Linked DNA regions of Homo sapiens: region 2 is linked to region 1. A link is a contact called in ENCODE Hi-C or POLR2A ChIA-PET data. All regions are on one chromosome and are shown on one strand. The core of a region is the stretch at or near the end of the contact, and the rest is flanking DNA. Distances in the headings are between cores, read along the strand shown. Region 1 overlaps PDZRN3 (PDZ domain containing ring finger 3). Region 2 overlaps PDZRN3 (PDZ domain containing ring finger 3).

The links. Hi-C counts contacts between places; a loop is a spot of excess contacts on that map. ChIA-PET counts read pairs that join two places held with the same protein, here RNA polymerase II (POLR2A).
Region 2: a map of tibial artery shows a loop between it and region 1 (4-fold over the local background). The contact joins two enhancer-like sites. A Hi-C loop is called at or near these places in 2 of 168 maps with a recorded cell type or tissue (astrocyte of the cerebellum and tibial artery) and 1 of 37 single-sample maps with no recorded cell type. POLR2A ChIA-PET finds 5 or more read pairs at or near these places in 2 of 52 experiments (activated CD4-positive, alpha-beta T cell and naive thymus-derived CD8-positive, alpha-beta T cell).

The regions. Positions count from the first base shown.
Region 1 is chr3:73,417,883-73,423,107 of GRCh38, forward strand. The region is part of intron 3 of PDZRN3 (PDZ domain containing ring finger 3); the gene reads right to left. Among named protein-coding and RNA genes, the nearest start is that of PDZRN3-AS1, 200 kb to the right of the region's middle. Within about 2 kb of position 2,391, at least 4 of the 41 ENCODE cell types and tissues checked have a DNase peak (open chromatin) inside an H3K27ac peak, as active enhancers do.
Region 2 is chr3:73,458,927-73,464,151 of GRCh38, forward strand. The region is part of intron 3 of PDZRN3 (PDZ domain containing ring finger 3); the gene reads right to left. Among named protein-coding and RNA genes, the nearest start is that of PDZRN3-AS1, 160 kb to the right of the region's middle. Within about 2 kb of position 2,901, at least 3 of the 41 ENCODE cell types and tissues checked have a DNase peak (open chromatin) inside an H3K27ac peak, as active enhancers do.

The DNA.
Region 1 (5,225 bases), core at 1,141-3,640:
GAAATATTGGCTTTGCAAGAAGAACCAATGAAAAGGAGCAGGAATAACTAACAGTGGAGACATCTACGGTGGAAGACACAGAAATTGGGAAGATTTAGAACCTATATGAATCAAAAGTAAACTTAAGTGTGTACTTCTTTCTCAAAGATTTATAAATGTGATTTACAAATGGCACAAAAAGAATAATAATGACATCCTAAGATATTTATCACCTGTAAAATGGGAAATAAAATGACTCACCCTCTCGACTTCACAGGCACAGAAGGGCTTTAAAATATGGCCATATTATAATAATTGATCCTTGCTTTTTGTGATTACATTTTTAAAAATAAGAATGGTGGGTTAATACCTTATCTTAGCCGCACAGAACACCTGACTTATACATAGGAGGCCCACAATACCTTTGGAGAACTGAACAGAAATAAACATGTTTGTGGAAAGTATGAACTGGGCTAAAAACACTGCAAGATTCATGTATAGGTGAGTCCATTGATACATGCTGGGAATCAAATGATAAAGTAAACAAAATAGTATACTTGCATCTGAAGAAACTACTGATCATTTCTGGACCTCAATTTCCTTACCTGTAGAAACTGGGAAATTAGATAATGTTGATTTTTAATATAAGAGGAACCTCACTAGACTGGTACTTACACCCTTCTGAATTATTTCAGATCACTCCCCATCTGGTCTTCTATGAATGCTTTACAGCCTTTGTAGCTACAACTCCACAATCTCCAGCCCCAATAATCCTATCACATCCTGGAAGCAGGAACTGGGCCCCCGTCCTTCCCCACCCTATGGCTATGCAGTTAAAACTTCCTGACTTCATTTTCTTGTTCTCAGGTTAGTTACATGGTAGTGTTGCCTCAGGACAATGGATCATTCATCTCCCTGACTCCCAGGTCCAACAGGGGACACAGAAGAGACAGATGCCTTGCCTGCGTTCACCTGGAGAAAGTTTGTTTAGATGACAGAATAACCCTGGGTATATTCCAGCTCAGCAAGCTTGAAATGACTCTGGGGACTTGGCCTGGCCAAAGCACAGTTCTGAAATCTTTTCTTTGTTGTCGAATTGTTAGAGTTTTAACAATGAAGCTAAAGGGGTTGCTTTTAGTGAGAGGTAGGAGAATAAAACTTCACAGGGGCACAGCAATTAGCGTGTGGACTAGATCCCTATGACGGAGAAAAACCTGCAGCATTTTGTAAGATGATTTATTAGACATGGGTAGAATTTGCTAGAAACCTACCAGGAGCAAATCATCTGGGAAGGAATTAATGATCCAAACAAAACACTTGATAATGCAATTAGAACTTGAGGAAACGTAGGGGTTTTTCAGAGAGAGAGAGGGGAGTTCATGTACATGACTTTGATTATGTCAAATGTAAGGCTGGAAAAAGGATGTTAACAAGTTTTTAAAGAGTAAAGTTATCAGAGGGTACAAGGAGATGACGGGGGTGACATTTATAGTTCTGATGCATCAGTGTAGTTATCAAGTGTGCCCAGCTGGGTGGAAATGCACTTGCAGCTTTGTCTCAGCAAAATGGTGTGTGGGTCTGAGAAACAGAAATGAGCATGCTGGAGGCAAAAATACGGATCCCCTGCACACGCAACGGCAGAGAACAGCCACCAGGAGAACGCGGTGTTTTTCTTTAGTTGCTTTAGGCAACACTAAGTTTCCCCCTGCTTTTGTTTGGGTCAGGGATTTTTTTTCCTTTAAATCTTTTCTCAGTTGAGTTTAAAACTGTGAGTATGAAGCTCTCTAAGCTTTTCTTTGACCTCGTTTCATCGTGCCTTACAGATGAGCTCATTGAAAAACGTGTTTTGCAGCGGTACCATCCGCTGAGTATGTCCAGAGGACATTTCTGGCCATATACGTGTCTTAATTGCTATCGCAGGCTTGGCATATCAACTATATCTGGGTCTAACATAGGCTATCTTTTGTTGATATAAACATATATGTTTTTAAATGTGTAATTTGAAAATATGTTCCCTTCATCAGCTTTTTAGTTTGGAGGGGGATGTGGTTAACATTTTTAATGACTTTCCAAAACATTTCTTCTTTAAAATATACATTGCAGAGTCATACACCACCATCCACACAGAGCTTTCATACTTTCCTAAGTGTTTTCACTTGCTTTAGCTCCAGGAATATGTGTCAAACTTGGGATAGCCCCTTAGAAACATGGCCCTCTCTGGATACGAGACAGTGTAGGACACAGATGCACATTAAAGTATTATCAGTGAAATGCTTTTCCTAGAAATCCATGACTCCTTCTGTCTTGGAGACTATGCCTGGCTGACACTGACTGCTCCATATTGAGATGACTCAGGAAGCCCAGCCTGGCCATCGTAACTGGGTCCCATCCTCTGTTTTGTTCCCCTTGCACTTGGCACTGGCCACCCCAAGTGCTGGCTGCGCTGGTGCATTTTCATCTGTGTGATAAAACTTGGTGGATGTTTTCCTCCATCTAAGACCAGGACCTTGTTAGTTGGACCACTGCAGTCCTGCCAGTGGATGCCCCTACTTGGCACACTGGAGGTGTCCAATAAATACCCTACTGAACAAATACTGAATCTGAGAATTTTCCCTAAAAGTACTGCATATTTCCACCACCATATATTGTTTTTAAGAAGCTTTGGCTTTACATACTTCTGTTGAAACCCTTATTCTCCACTGTTCCTTTCAAGAAAATGATGTAGCACCAATGATCTCTGAAGATGTCCACATAAGTTGACCTTTCTGGATCTATTCCCATCATTTTAACTGTCCCCCAAGAGACTTTCAACCCATAAAGATGACCCTCTTTGACCCAATTTTGGAAGCCTGGCTGCCCCCACCTTCTCTAGAAATGCTGGCTTTTTCCTTCAACCCCTAGATTGGCCTATTAGACAATAGAGTCATCTCCCCATATCCATGAGATATTGGCTCCAGTATCTTCCCAAATCCATGAATTCTCAAGTTCCTGATATAAAATGGCACACAGAGTATTTGCATCCTCCCATATAGTTTAAATCACATGGCCATATACTTGTCCTAATTGCTATTGTAGGCTTGGCATACCAACTACATCCTCCCATATACTTTACATCACCTCTAGATTATTTATAATACCTAATACAATGCCTACATCATGGGAATTCAACATAGTACTGGCATGTGGCAAATTCAAGTTTTGCTGTTTGGAACTTTGTGGAATTATTTTTTCCAAATATTTTTGATCATCAGTTGGTTGAATCCACAGATGAAGAACCCATAGATATGAAGTGCTGACTATATGCCCACATAAAGAGCCTACACTGTGCCATACGGGTTCCAGATACACTCACACACACATTAAAGCTCACCTGGACACTCCTAACACCCTAGGAGAAACAGCTCATATTCCTGAGCTTCAGAAGAAGAGTTTAAGGTTCAGAGAGGCCCAGAGACTCTTCCGGGGTCACTCAATGGCAGAGCCATAAAAAGAACCCAAGCCTTCCCCTTTTACAACTGAGGCTCTGAGGGAGAGGGAGGTCCTCTGAAGTAGGACATGAACACTGTGAGCAAGTGGCTATTTTAACCTGTCCCTCAGCACAGCATATGACCCGGAGAACATAGTAGGCACTCACTAAATGCTGCCTTTAAGACAATCAGGTGGTTCTAGACTGTGGTAACTTGCAAATGGAATCCTTCTCCTGCTTTAACAAAACAGGATGAACTTCCACTTGAGCAAGATATAAGATATCACCTTGATACCTCAATTTAACTGCTAAAGCTACAAAACTACTTCAATTTTTTTTGAGACAGAGTCTTGCTCTGTTGCCAGGCTGGAGTGCAGTGGCATGATCTCGGCTCACTGCAACCTCCGCCTCCCAGGTTCAAGCGATTCTCCTGCCTCAGCCTCCCAAGTAGCTGGGACTACAGGTGTGTGCCACCACGACCAGCTCTTTTTTTGTATTTTTAATAGAAACGGGGTTTCACCATGTTGGCCAGGATGGTCTCGATCCCCTGACCTCGTGATCTCCCCGCCTCAGCCTCCCAAAGTGCTGGGATTACAGGCGTGAGCCACCGTGCCTGGTCAAGTACTTCCATTTTACAGAGGAGAAAACTGGGCGGAGTTTCTTGTTTGGGTCTTTATATGATGTTTCTGCAGTAGAACCACATTCCTTTAGAGCCTTTACCCCACATTGTAATTATATTCTCAGCAGTGTAGTATTTAACTTCTGACCCCATCTCTCTCTAGAATGTAAGCCCCTTGAGGGCAGGGACTTTTCTTTCCATTGTACTACACTGGAACATTCCTCCAGAACACTAGAGGGAGATGCCCACTAATGTCTTTTAATGGAATGAGTGACAGGATGAGTGAGGGAGCCTGCCCAAAGTCACTGGAGTCAGACAGTCCTGTGTTATGATCTTGTCTCTGCAACTTACCAGCTGTGTGACTCCAGGCTGCTTTGTCAACTACTTTAACCCTCAGCTGTCTCATCTGTGAAATGGAAATAATAACTGTATCTATACTTTTAAGGGGCTGTGTGAGAAATACATGAGCTTTTGGATATAACTCATGCATTTAAAGCCTGTGCAGGATAAGTAACACTCAAAAGCTATTTATCTTTGTTCTTATGAGGACAGGAAAAAAAATCACTGAAATATTAATTTGGGTTGGCACTTGTTAATTCAAGGATAAAAAATACAACACTGGAACTGTGTCCTCCCTCCCCTGGCTTTCTTAACCATGGTTGGATATGGAGTAGAGTTGGTTCTGAGACTTCATGGACAACTTTGAGAAAAAGGATGCATGGACCCTTTTGGTCAATTTCTCAGTGGTGGTTGACTCCCTCCCTTTCCTCTTTGGGGAACAGCCACTACTTCCTGTTCCAATCCATGGCGCAACTTGGAACAAAAAGTTCAAGTTAATTTAACTGGGGAGGGAGAGATTAGACAGACATGCTAAACAACTCAAACTTTAAATACTGGGAAGTTTCCAGGTACTCAGTCCAATGCTATAAATCTTGGATTTAGAAAGTCGCCAGAGAGAGAAATAAAAAGGAGAAAATACCAAGCAAAGGAAACAGAGGTATCTCTTATTAAGGAATTAGTCCAGATAGGAACTTATCAATGGAGGCAGTTAGCTGCAACATATAGTAACTAGTATATAAAATGTACAGTATGTGCATTACAAGTTATTCCTGCCAGTCATCCCCTAACTAGATAAAAGGAACTTAATTTTGAATATAAAAT
Region 2 (5,225 bases), core at 1,651-4,150, 42 kb after region 1:
GGTTGCAGTGAGCCAAGATTGCACCACTGCACTCCAGCCCGGGCAACAGAGCAAAACTCCATCTCAAACAAAAAAAAAAAAAGAAAAAAAAGAAAAAAGAAAAGAGGTTTAATTGACTCACAGTTCGGCATTGCTGGGGAGGCCTCAGTAAACTGACAATCACGGCGGAAGGCACCTCTTCACAGGGCGGCAGAAGAGAGAATGAGTGCCAGCAAGGGAAAATGCCAGTTGCTTATAAAACCATCAGATCTCCTGAGAACTCACTATCATAAGAACAGTACTGGGGAAACCACCCCCATAATAATTCAGTCAGCTCCCACCAGGTCCCTCCCATAACACATGGGGATTATAATTCAAGATGAGATTTGGGTGGGGACACAGCCAAACCATATCATGAATTAAGTACTTTTTAATTTTATTTTCTTTCATCTTTAACTTTTATTTTAAGTTCAAGGGTACATGTGCAGGTTTGTTTTATAGGTAAACTCATGTCATGGGGGTGTGCACATTATTTCATCACTCAGGTACTAAGCCCAGTACCCAATAGTTATTTTTTTTCTGCTCTTCTCCTTCCTTCTACCCTTCACCCTCAAGTAGGCTCCAGTATCTGTTGTTCCCTTCTTTGTGTCCATGAGTTCTCATCACTTAGTTCGCACTTACAAGTGAGAATGTGTGGTATTTGGTTTTTTTGTTCCTGCATTAGTTTGCTAAGGATAATGCCCCCCAACTCGATCCATGCTCCTGCAAAAGACATGGTCTTCTTCTTTTTACGGCTGCATAGTATTTCATGGTGTATATGTACCACATTTTCTTTATCGAATCTGTCATTGATGGGCATTTTGGTTGATTCCATGTCTTTGCTATTGTGAATAGAAGCACTCTTCTTTTATATCTGCCTAACAGATGGGGAGCCTGAGACTCAGAACAGTAAAGAACTTGCCCAGGTCACCCAGCTAATACGTGGCAGGCAGGAGTCACATCCAGATGTCTGCCTGTGGAAGTCCATGCATGCCTTTTCACTAGAGCTCACTGCACTTCCCCTTCCAAGTGAAAAATGTAGATGACAATGTTTGTGGAAGATGACAGAATCTGTTATTGTTAGAATTCTCATATATACATTATGGGGGCTTTTAAAATGATTTGAGGTAAAATATACATATATAATGTATCATCTTTACCATTTTCAAGTGTACAGTTCAGTGGTAATAAACATTCACATTCTTTTCTGTGGTGGTTGTTCTAAGCAACTAAAAGTTTGTTGATTTTGAGAACTATTATAATAGCAAAAGAAAAAAGTCTGAGCGAAAGAATCCTGTCACTGAAAAAATATATCAATAGGTGAGAGTGCGATGACAGGGCAAATCACTACCTATGCTAACATTCTCTCCATTGATCCTTCCTCCCTGCATTATGATTTGTGTCTTTCATGGACATGAGCTTTACTCTCCATCATGATGGCTAAAAGTCAGTACAGACCCAATCAGCAAGCCCAGTGGCCCCTCATCTGTTGGAGTCATTAAATCAAAGTAAACACTACCAACAATCTTAAGCCTCAAATCCTGATTCATCTTGACCATCCACTGGAAACGACAGGCTTCTTACAAAGTAAGAAATTTAAAAATTCTCCACAGGGAGTATGTCAGGTATCTGACAAATGTGGCCTCACCATTTTCTTTATGATAACCACATTTTCTTAATGCAAAGTTATAGCATTGAATATAGCATGAAGGTGCTCTTAGTAAGAGTTCTTAAATAAGAAGTTGATCAAAGAACAAAGAAACAAATTAATAATACTTATTTTCATCTAGTAAATGAATTTAACACAGCCTTTTCTATGATGAGGCAGAAACACAGAGATTTGTTTTTTATTTTTTATTTTTTTTTGAGATGGGAGTCTCGTTCTGTTGCCCAGGCTGTAGTGCAGTGGCACAATCTCGGCTCACTGCAACCTCTGCCTCCCAGGTTCAAGCAATTCTCCTGCCTCAGCCTCCTGAGTAGCTGGGACTACAGGTGCATACCACCATGCTGGGCTAATTTTTGTATTTTTAGTAGAGATAGGGCTTCATCATGTTGGCCAGGCTGGTCTCAAACTCCTGACCTCAGGTGATCAAGCCACCTTGGCCTCCCAAAGTGCTGGGATTACAGGCATGAGCCACCGTACCTGGCCAAGATTTATTTTACATTTGCTATTATTCATTGTAGTGGAAGTTGATCTCAGAACGAATGAATCAGTAGAGACCAGCACTGTGTCTCATTTTATCATGTTAGGAAGTGGTTGAAAATCTAAACCCTATCATTTATTTCAGTGAAAAGAAATATGCCTGAAAAGAACCATTAGCCAGGCTTATTCTACATGTATATGTTTTTATTTTTAGCATTTTGCAGCATTCTTAGTCAATTTTGCAGATAATTCAGGAAGCTATGTAAACATGGAATGTGCAGCATGAGTTTGGAGACCAAAGAAATCTCAAAAGGAATCATTTGGACATGTCTCCCATTTAATTAAATAAACAAACACCGGAGAGATCTGTGTTAGTGGAACCCATCTCATGAATGTATTAGGTAATGGTCACCACAAATGTGTTTTGTTAAAAATGGGCAGTTGGCTTCATTCATCTATTGAGAGACACCATCTCCCCATCCTCACCCTACAACAACAGTTGAAGTTCCTAAGATAATCTGGACATGAAACACAAAACTTTTCATGTAGATTAGTGACTTTTTCTTTTAAAATGAAATCTGGAGAAGTTAAGCCATTTAGATGGTTTTGCGGACAGCAGATGCATCATATCACAGACATGTCATGTGTACATAAAAAAAGTATGTGTTGTGGTAACTGCCAAGTCATTCACAGCCTAGGTTCCCCAAGGACAGGGGTTCAGCCATGGGGAGGCCAGAGAAAGGGTCATGATTCACTACGGCAGGGCCAGCGCTTGGACAGAGTTGCCTTTAATTGCCTGGTTGTCATCTCCCAGATACTCTCGGGTGACACTGTAGCTAGAGTAATGAAGAAAATAAATACACAGAATCTCATATATTCCTTGATCCTGAAATGCTCTATTTGCTCAATATTCATTAATGAGAGAAAAAATTAGATCATCTCTCATGTTTCACATTGATACCATATATCATTTTTGCTTGAGTATAAACTGACATATGTGTTCTTTCAATTATATGAAAAGCAAGATGTCAGATAGATTACATGTTTGCAATGATGCTGTTCTTTATGCTCACACTTTTGATTGGGAAAGTTTGCAGTTGAAAGGCAAGGGTAATCAGCTCAGAACAATCTGAATGGTAATTTTCTCTAGAGGTATAAAGTCATACTTTTGTCATTAAAAGGTCACATAGTTTGTGAACCTTTAAAAAAGGAACTTGAGGCCGAGGCGGGCAGATCACGAGGTCAGGAGATCGAGACCATCCTGGCTAACACGGTGAAACCCTGTCTGTACTAAAAATACAAAAAAAATTAGCCAGGCGTGGTGGTGGGCCCCTGTAGTCCCAGCTACTTGGGAGCCCGAAGCAGGAGAATGGTGTGAACCTGGGAGGCAGAGCTTGCCGTGAGTGAGATTGCGCCACTGCACTCCAGCTTGGGCAACAGGTGAGACTCCGTCTCAAAAAAAAAAAAAAAAAAAAGAACTTGATTCCATTTGGGTCTAGAATTTTTCATCATATTGCAGAAAGCAGCAAGAGGTAAGCCTGAAACACTTTAGTTTGGGTGTGATGGCATGTCAAGAGAAAACTGAGCTTTCCACTTGTATTCTCAATACCTCTCTGCATGTGGTGGAAGGGGGTTATCCTCATTCTGTCACTTAACAACAGCCATCGTTTAAGTGGCCACCACCAGATACAGGGACCACCCTAAGCTCTTTGCACACATTAGCACATTTAACATTTGCAACTACCTTTTGCCTTAAGTCTTATTGGCCCACACTTTTACAAATGAGAAAGGAGGCTTAATGGGACTAAGTATTATGCCCAGAATCAGGATTCACAGCCAGGTCTGTCTTGCTTCCAAACCCTGTGCTCTTGACCAGCTAAATATGCAATCACCTTCAGTCATTTTGTTTTGTGACTGCTTACTATTAAGACCACCTCTGATAGAAAGGAATAGGAAAGAGAGATGCTAGGACAAAGTGTTACCATTGCAAGTAAGGACGGCATACATGTGAGAAGGGAAGACTAGTGTCAAAAAGAGGTGGTCATCTTGTTGGGCGAGCCATGGCCAAATTCCTGCTTTCCCAGGGCTCGCTGCATTGTGACTTCAACCAAGGCCCATCCTTACTTGGTCAGACTCCAGCAGGAAAGGATTACCCAAAGCATGAAACAGAGAGCTTGGTCTCTTAGGTGGAAGAAGCTAATTCCTATGACACAGTATTTGAAAGGTGCCTGGTTACTTACTCTGAAAAGGTGTTGTCCCTGAGATGACTGGAGACACTAGTAGCACCAGAAGCCATTTTTTCAGTCACATGCTACTACTTATTACAGACATTCTCCATTATTTGAAAACTCCATATGTATACATTTCCTATGAAGGGATCTGTAACTTAGAAAAGGGTGTCTCCCAGTCAGAATGGCTATTATTAAAAAGTCACAAAATAACAGATGCTGGCAAGATTGTGGAGAAAAAGGAACACTTTTACACTGTGTGGGGAGTGTAAATTAGTGCAACCATTGTGGAAGACAGTGTGGTGATTCCTCAAATACCTAGAGACAGAAATACCCAGCAACCCCATTATTGGATATATGCTCAAAGAAATATAAATAATTCTATTATAAAGACACATTCACATGTATGTTCACTGCAGCACTATTCACAATAGCAAAGACATGGAATCAACCTAAATGCCTATCAGTGATAGACTGGATAAAGAAAATGTGGTACATATACACCATGGAAAAATAACTAATGGATAGTAGACTTAATACCTGGGTGATGAAATAATCTGTACAACCCCCATGACACATGTTTACCTATGTAACAAACCTGCACATCCTGCACGTTACCCCTGAACTTAAAAGTTTTAAAAAAAAGTGCTATGTATTCTTTTTTATTTTTTATTTATTTATTTATTTTGAGACAGAGTCTTACACCGTCTCCCGGGCTGGAGTGAAACAGGGCGATCTCGGCTCACTGCAACCTCTGCCTCCTGGGTTGACGGGATTCTCCTGCCTCAGCCTCCATAGTAGCTGGGATCACAGACGCACATCACCACACCCAGCTA